Linked DNA regions of Homo sapiens: region 1 is linked to region 2. Evidence: chromatin contacts called from ENCODE Hi-C or POLR2A ChIA-PET data. All regions are on one chromosome and are shown on one strand. The core of a region is the stretch at or near the end of the contact, and the rest is flanking DNA. Distances in the headings are between cores, read along the strand shown. Region 1 overlaps RPTOR (regulatory associated protein of MTOR complex 1). Region 2 overlaps RPTOR (regulatory associated protein of MTOR complex 1).

Evidence for each region. Hi-C counts contacts between places; a loop is a spot of excess contacts on that map. ChIA-PET counts read pairs that join two places held with the same protein, here RNA polymerase II (POLR2A). Pooled maps may share reads with other maps.
Region 1: a loop to region 2 is called in a pooled map, with 4 times the contacts of the local background. The contact joins two enhancer-like sites. A Hi-C loop is called at or near these places in 6 of 50 pooled maps. POLR2A ChIA-PET finds 5 or more read pairs at or near these places in 2 of 52 experiments (Panc1 and activated naive CD8-positive, alpha-beta T cell).

Annotation. Positions count from the first base shown.
Region 1 is chr17:80,937,300-80,939,999 of GRCh38, forward strand. The region is part of intron 24 of RPTOR (regulatory associated protein of MTOR complex 1); the gene reads left to right. Among named protein-coding and RNA genes, the nearest start is that of CHMP6, 53 kb to the right of the region's middle. Within about 2 kb of position 1,437, at least 2 of the 41 ENCODE cell types and tissues checked have a DNase peak (open chromatin) inside an H3K27ac peak, as active enhancers do.
Region 2 is chr17:80,790,704-80,793,403 of GRCh38, forward strand. It overlaps RPTOR (regulatory associated protein of MTOR complex 1), which reads left to right. Exons shown (of 34, transcript NM_020761.3): 7 at 747-806. Among named protein-coding and RNA genes, the nearest start is that of CHMP6, 200 kb to the right of the region's middle. Within about 2 kb of position 1,413, at least 22 of the 41 ENCODE cell types and tissues checked have a DNase peak (open chromatin) inside an H3K27ac peak, as active enhancers do.

The sequences.
Region 1 (2,700 bases), core at 187-2,686, 150 kb after region 2:
TTGAACCTTTCTAAATTCAGAGGGATTGAAGATAAGACTCAGCTCTAAGGCTCCCAGATTCCCCGGATAAGAATTTATCCCAAAACTGCCCCAAACTGCTGCTTTCCCGTAAGTCTTCTGGGGAACCTCTAATCTCCCTTTATTCCTGAGCCCCAGGTTTTTCTTTGCAACAGGAAAGGAGTTGTGTTTCATTGGCTTTCAGCTGAAGCCTCTGTGGGAGGCTTCAGAATCGTAATTGGTTTCTGTCTGAGTGGAAGCCAAGAGGTACAGGAGTGTCAAGATCCTCATCATGTAACAGGATCAGCGGCACCCACAGCCTCCAGGAGCTCTGTTTACAGGGAGGCTCAGCCTGCACTGGGCCTGGGCCCTTTTTTACTGAAAAGCCTTTATTCAGCCTGAAGAGAAACAGGTGGAGAGGAGGCGACAGAGCCGATGATGAAGAGCTGCGGTGTCATTTGCTGCCTCCGTGCTGAGCGGCGGTCACATCCTAGTTTCCCAGGGTGGGTGCCCGCATCTTCCACGGCATCTCTGCCTTCCCCTGGCCTCTCCATCCACCGCTCTCCCTCCTGCCTCACGCCGCACCTCCACTTCTGCCCATGCTTGTCCTGTGACCCTCGTGGTCATAGCTGGTTGTCCTGACACAGACACTTGGGGTGGTTCCGGAACCGCGTCCCGTTCAGAAAGTCTCTTCCCAGCCCAGCAAGGGCTGTAAAGGAAGGCTGTGGGCTCTCTCCTAGAGCTCAGATTAGGGAAGTGGCGGCCCCTACCCCTACAGGCAGAAGCCCCTGGGCCGGGAGAGGGCCCTTGCAGTGCCGTGGCAACAGGACAAGTGTGGGGCCCCCTGAAACCCCTCAGCTCCTGTCTCCGGGCGTCCTGTGCCCCTCCCTGTTCTGGCATGGGCCCCCTCTCAACCTTGCAGTCGTCTTTGTTGTCTTTGGAGCTGAGGCTCTGAAGCCGCCCCATTTCTACCCCCCACGTCTGGATTCTTTGCCTGAGCTCAGGCCCAGGACCATAGAGTGCCGGGCCAAGGAGCTGGAATTCCCATCAGTTCCTCTCCCTTCCCACTCGAAAGTTCCTTCTAGACTCTTCCTCTAATTTATTCCCAGAGAAGCCCGAGTCTCATTAAAGTGCAATGTCTCTGTTCCTGCACAGCTTTGAGTCTTTCCACCGCGGGTTTTTTCTTATTACTGTTCTATGTTATTTACCATTTGTCATTTCTTTTCTAATAAGCTCAGGATTGTCGTCAAGTGAAACTGGTTGCTAAGAATCCACAGTCTATCCCATTTGCCGTTGCGGGATTATTTCTAAATCAGAAAATGTGCGGAGGGAGCCATTTGACACCTTTTGTGGTTACTGTTTCCGGGTTTGGATGTCTTTTTTGCTGTGTTGTTGCTGTTTTATCGAGTGTGGTTTTGTGACTTTTAAGAAGAAAAAGAAGGAAGCAGAGCAATCAAATGCTAGGAACTGAGCCACAGCCACCCATGAGCACGGGGTCAGACATGAGGTTTGGGGCTTGCCTGTTTCTGTTTTGTAATCAGAGCTGACACAAAGCATTCGAGGAAGAGACACAAAGAATGCTCTGTAAGCATTTGCACATGATAACCACCTACAACGACCGCCTAAAACTCCACACGGAGAAACCGTTTTCTTTCTCCGCCACATTTACGTGCAAGGACGCAAACACGGCCATGCGCCATAGTCTTTATTCCCATTTCTTCTATCAGAGAAAGCGACTTTTTAATAACTAATGCAGGCTCTCTTTTTCCTTTGTCGAGACAGAGTTGCTTTTAGCCAAAAGGAATTAGGGTTCTTACCTTGTTTATTTCATTTATTTTATATTTTGGGTCTTCACAAGTCTTAGTTTCTTAGCAAGGAACAGAATTAGCCAGATTGACTGGACGGCATGTATGCTTAAGGAAATGCATCTGCGTAACCCAGACAAGTGGCCATCCTCCCGCGGAAAGTCAATTAAATCCTAGTTAGTATTTGCCAAGTGTGGACCTCTCCTAGACGCTGAACGTGCACACCCCAACCCACATGTGCGTGCACACACACAGACACATGCACGCACTCGCACACACGCACACACACGCATGCACGCAAAGGCCCTGAAGTGAATGAAGACCTTTGCTCAGGGAAGAGAGGGCAGCAGCATGTCTAGCGTCTGCATATTTCAAGTGAAAATAAACTTGGTCTTTCTGAAGCTGTCTCATTAGGGAAGGCACTGAAGTTCTCACGAGTTAGTTTAACCCCAGCCAGGCTTGCAGCTCAGCACCCTCCTAGCTCTTCCACCATCAGGAGCCCAGTGGCACCCCCTCTGCTGCCCAGGAAGGTCCCACACTCTCTCGGGGCCCGGCCTGGCCTCTCATGAGGCTGTCTTCCTTCTGTCTCGTAAGCTCCCTCATCTTCCAGCCAGCTGCCTGGTTCCCTTTGGCATTAGAGAGAGAATAAAGGCAGTGTCTCCTCAAGCGCACCTGCCTCCTGATTGTGTTTTCAGTGTTTGAAGCGGCATTCGGTGCCCCCCTGCCCTGCTGCTCAGTGCTGACCTCAGTGCCCCCCATTCCCTGGGGAGGCGTTTCCCAAGGCCCTGGTCCCCATCATACACCTGTCAGCCTCACAGGCCACTCACTCAAGGGTCTCAGAGCCCCCACACTAGTGAACACAGGCGTGGAGAGCGCCTCTCCCAGCTCCGGGGAGGGA
Region 2 (2,700 bases), core at 163-2,662:
AGATGTGCATACTTGCTCTGCACCTGCCATTATGTTTTTAAGGGGTGTTATTTGTTCTTAATTTTAAAAGTAGGTGAATTAAACATTTTGCATTTCTCCTACTAAAAATACTGCATTGCCTTTTTACTCTGCTGCCTCGATTCTGCCCACTGTATGCCAGTAGCCCGGATGGGAGGAGAGATGCTTTCCTACCTCCTGTTGGCGCCACGTTAGAGAAAGCCTGTCCGGCTCCACACGCGCTCCTAAGGATGGACCTGCGTCAGACATGAACCCAGCTCTGACCTGTAGGATTTTATGATTATGAACATGATATAATTGAATTTGCATTTCTTTTGTGTGTCTTGAGGCTACTCATTTATTCTACTCCAGCAGTCTCCCCAGCTCACTTCCTTAAGAAGGAAAGAAGTGGCAGGTCCAGTCCACTCCAGCATCTCGTTTGGAGACTGAGCTTTATTAAGCATCTCGGCGCTCCTCTCCAGGGACCGGGCTTCATGTGGCTGCAAACGGCTTCTCTCCTTTCTCCTGACAACTCACTGTGGCAGCTCTGTAGTCTCACGCCTTGACAGAATGGCAATGAGATTTTCTTTACAAATCTAAAAGCTGCCGAATTAAGGAAATCTGAGTGTACTTGTTCACCGTGGTAGTCCCTGTCCCCACCTTTAACTCTTCCCTTTTTCTGCAGGCCTGTTGAATTTCCTGGGTGACTGTTCCATTCATGCCGTTCACATTCTTTTCTTTCTCTGCAGGTTTTGCATGCAGAAATGTGTCAGTCTGGTGCCTGGCGTCACACTGGATTTGATAGAAAAGTAAGTAGGATTTTTAAGCTCTTGTGGCTCTCTGGATCTGATGAGTTTCTTTTCCTTTTTGAAGGCTCTTGCTTCTCAGAAGTACTTTCTATCAACATGGCATGTTCCCTTTCATGTGGCTGTGTTCTTTTGTTCTCTGATTAAGGCTGTGTTTGTGATTGTCACACTGGGGCTTAGTGCAGGAGATAACCAAACATGGGCCATATGAAAAGAAAAATAATAAAAAGCTGAATTCCTTTGAACATTTAAAAAGTCTCCAGACTTTAAGCCAAAGCAAGAACATACCACTTCGCATACAAATCATTTCTGCTGCCACTGAAATGATAGCTAGATCATAGCTAGCTCTTACCTTATTTTCTGAAACTGTCCCTTTAATATTCTGTAACTTTCCATCCCCTCCCCCCCTGTCGCCATCCAGTTTCCATTTTACTATCTCAGGGCAAACTGATTTCAGAACCTGAGCGATGAAGTGACGGGATTTAGTCAGGCCTATGAAGAGTCAATGGCACTTGCCTCCCATAATCCTTCCAGTCCCATTGGCCAACCCGTCTGTCCCTCGCGTGATCTTTTTGGATCTGAAGTGGTGTTTCAGGACCCGGAGCGTGGCCTGCACTGCCTTGTTCTGTTTGTTTGTGCACCGGATTCATCGTGACTCATCCTGAGTCATCCAGGCAGTATGGAAGAACTTTGGAGTTATTTTAAACCCTTTGGCTCAGAACCCCATTTCTTCTAGAATTAACATGCAAGATAATTGTTTTCTACATCTTAATATACAAAGTTATATCTTAATATTAGGGCCTGAATTTACTAAATTAGGCAGGAAAAGCAACCCCACTTCCAAGTTTCTCTTGTAAAAACGTGCTTGCCTTGTGTATCAGGGGAAAAATGCAAGAATATTATGTGTAAACGTTCATGAGGGCACGGTGAGCTCCGTCGTGGTTCACTCCCACCGTGGAAGGTGGCTGTGTGGCCAACAGGAAGGCCGGGGAAGCGACACTGGTCCTGATGTGGAGTGGTCTACCAGATGTGCTAAGTGAGCAGTCCTCAGCATGGGTACCTAACAGAGCTCAGTGCCCAGAGGCTTTCCAAACAGTGCAAGCTGTGACTTAGAAGACTGTTTCCAAAGGCTAAACAGATAGTGGAGGCTCTCAGAAGCATCACGTGGAAAATAACTTTAAAAAAAAAATGGGACTAGATGATCTGTGCTCCCCTCCCCTTCTGGTTGGTTTGGTTCCCTGACGAGACTGCAGTTTTGCGAAGCTGTTCTTGAGATCTGTTTACTGGTATTGCTGTGCGCTTTCTTTGGGGCTTTTATTTCCCCCTCTGTTTTCTGAGTTTTAGAGCTCTCTATTACCTGTAACGTATATATTGCCCCCGCCACCCCTGCGCCCTCCCCACACACACACCGGATGCGTATCCCAAATCTAAAAATCCAAAATCAGGAATGCATCAAACTGTAAAAAAATTTTTAATGAATTAAAAAAAAATAGGGCATCTTGCTGTATTGGCCAGGCTGGTCTTGAACGCCTGGCCTCAAGCGATCCTCCCACCTCCGCTTCTCAAAGCGCCGGGATTACAGGCGTGAGTGATTCTGGCCGTGCCAGGCCAAAATCGGAAACTTTTTGAGCACTGATGTGCTACTCAGAAACAATGCTCTTTGGAGCATTTTGGACTTCATGTTTTCGGATTAGTGATAAATCCAAAAAACTTAACTGGTAAGTATAATGCAGATATTCCAAAATCTGAACAAATTCGAAATCCGAAACGCTTCCGGTTCCAAGCATTTCAGATAAAGGGACACTTAACCTGTGTATATATATTATATATCTAATTTCTTAAATAAACCATATCCATTAATATTTCAGCAGTTATATTTTATCCTTGCTGGGTTGGC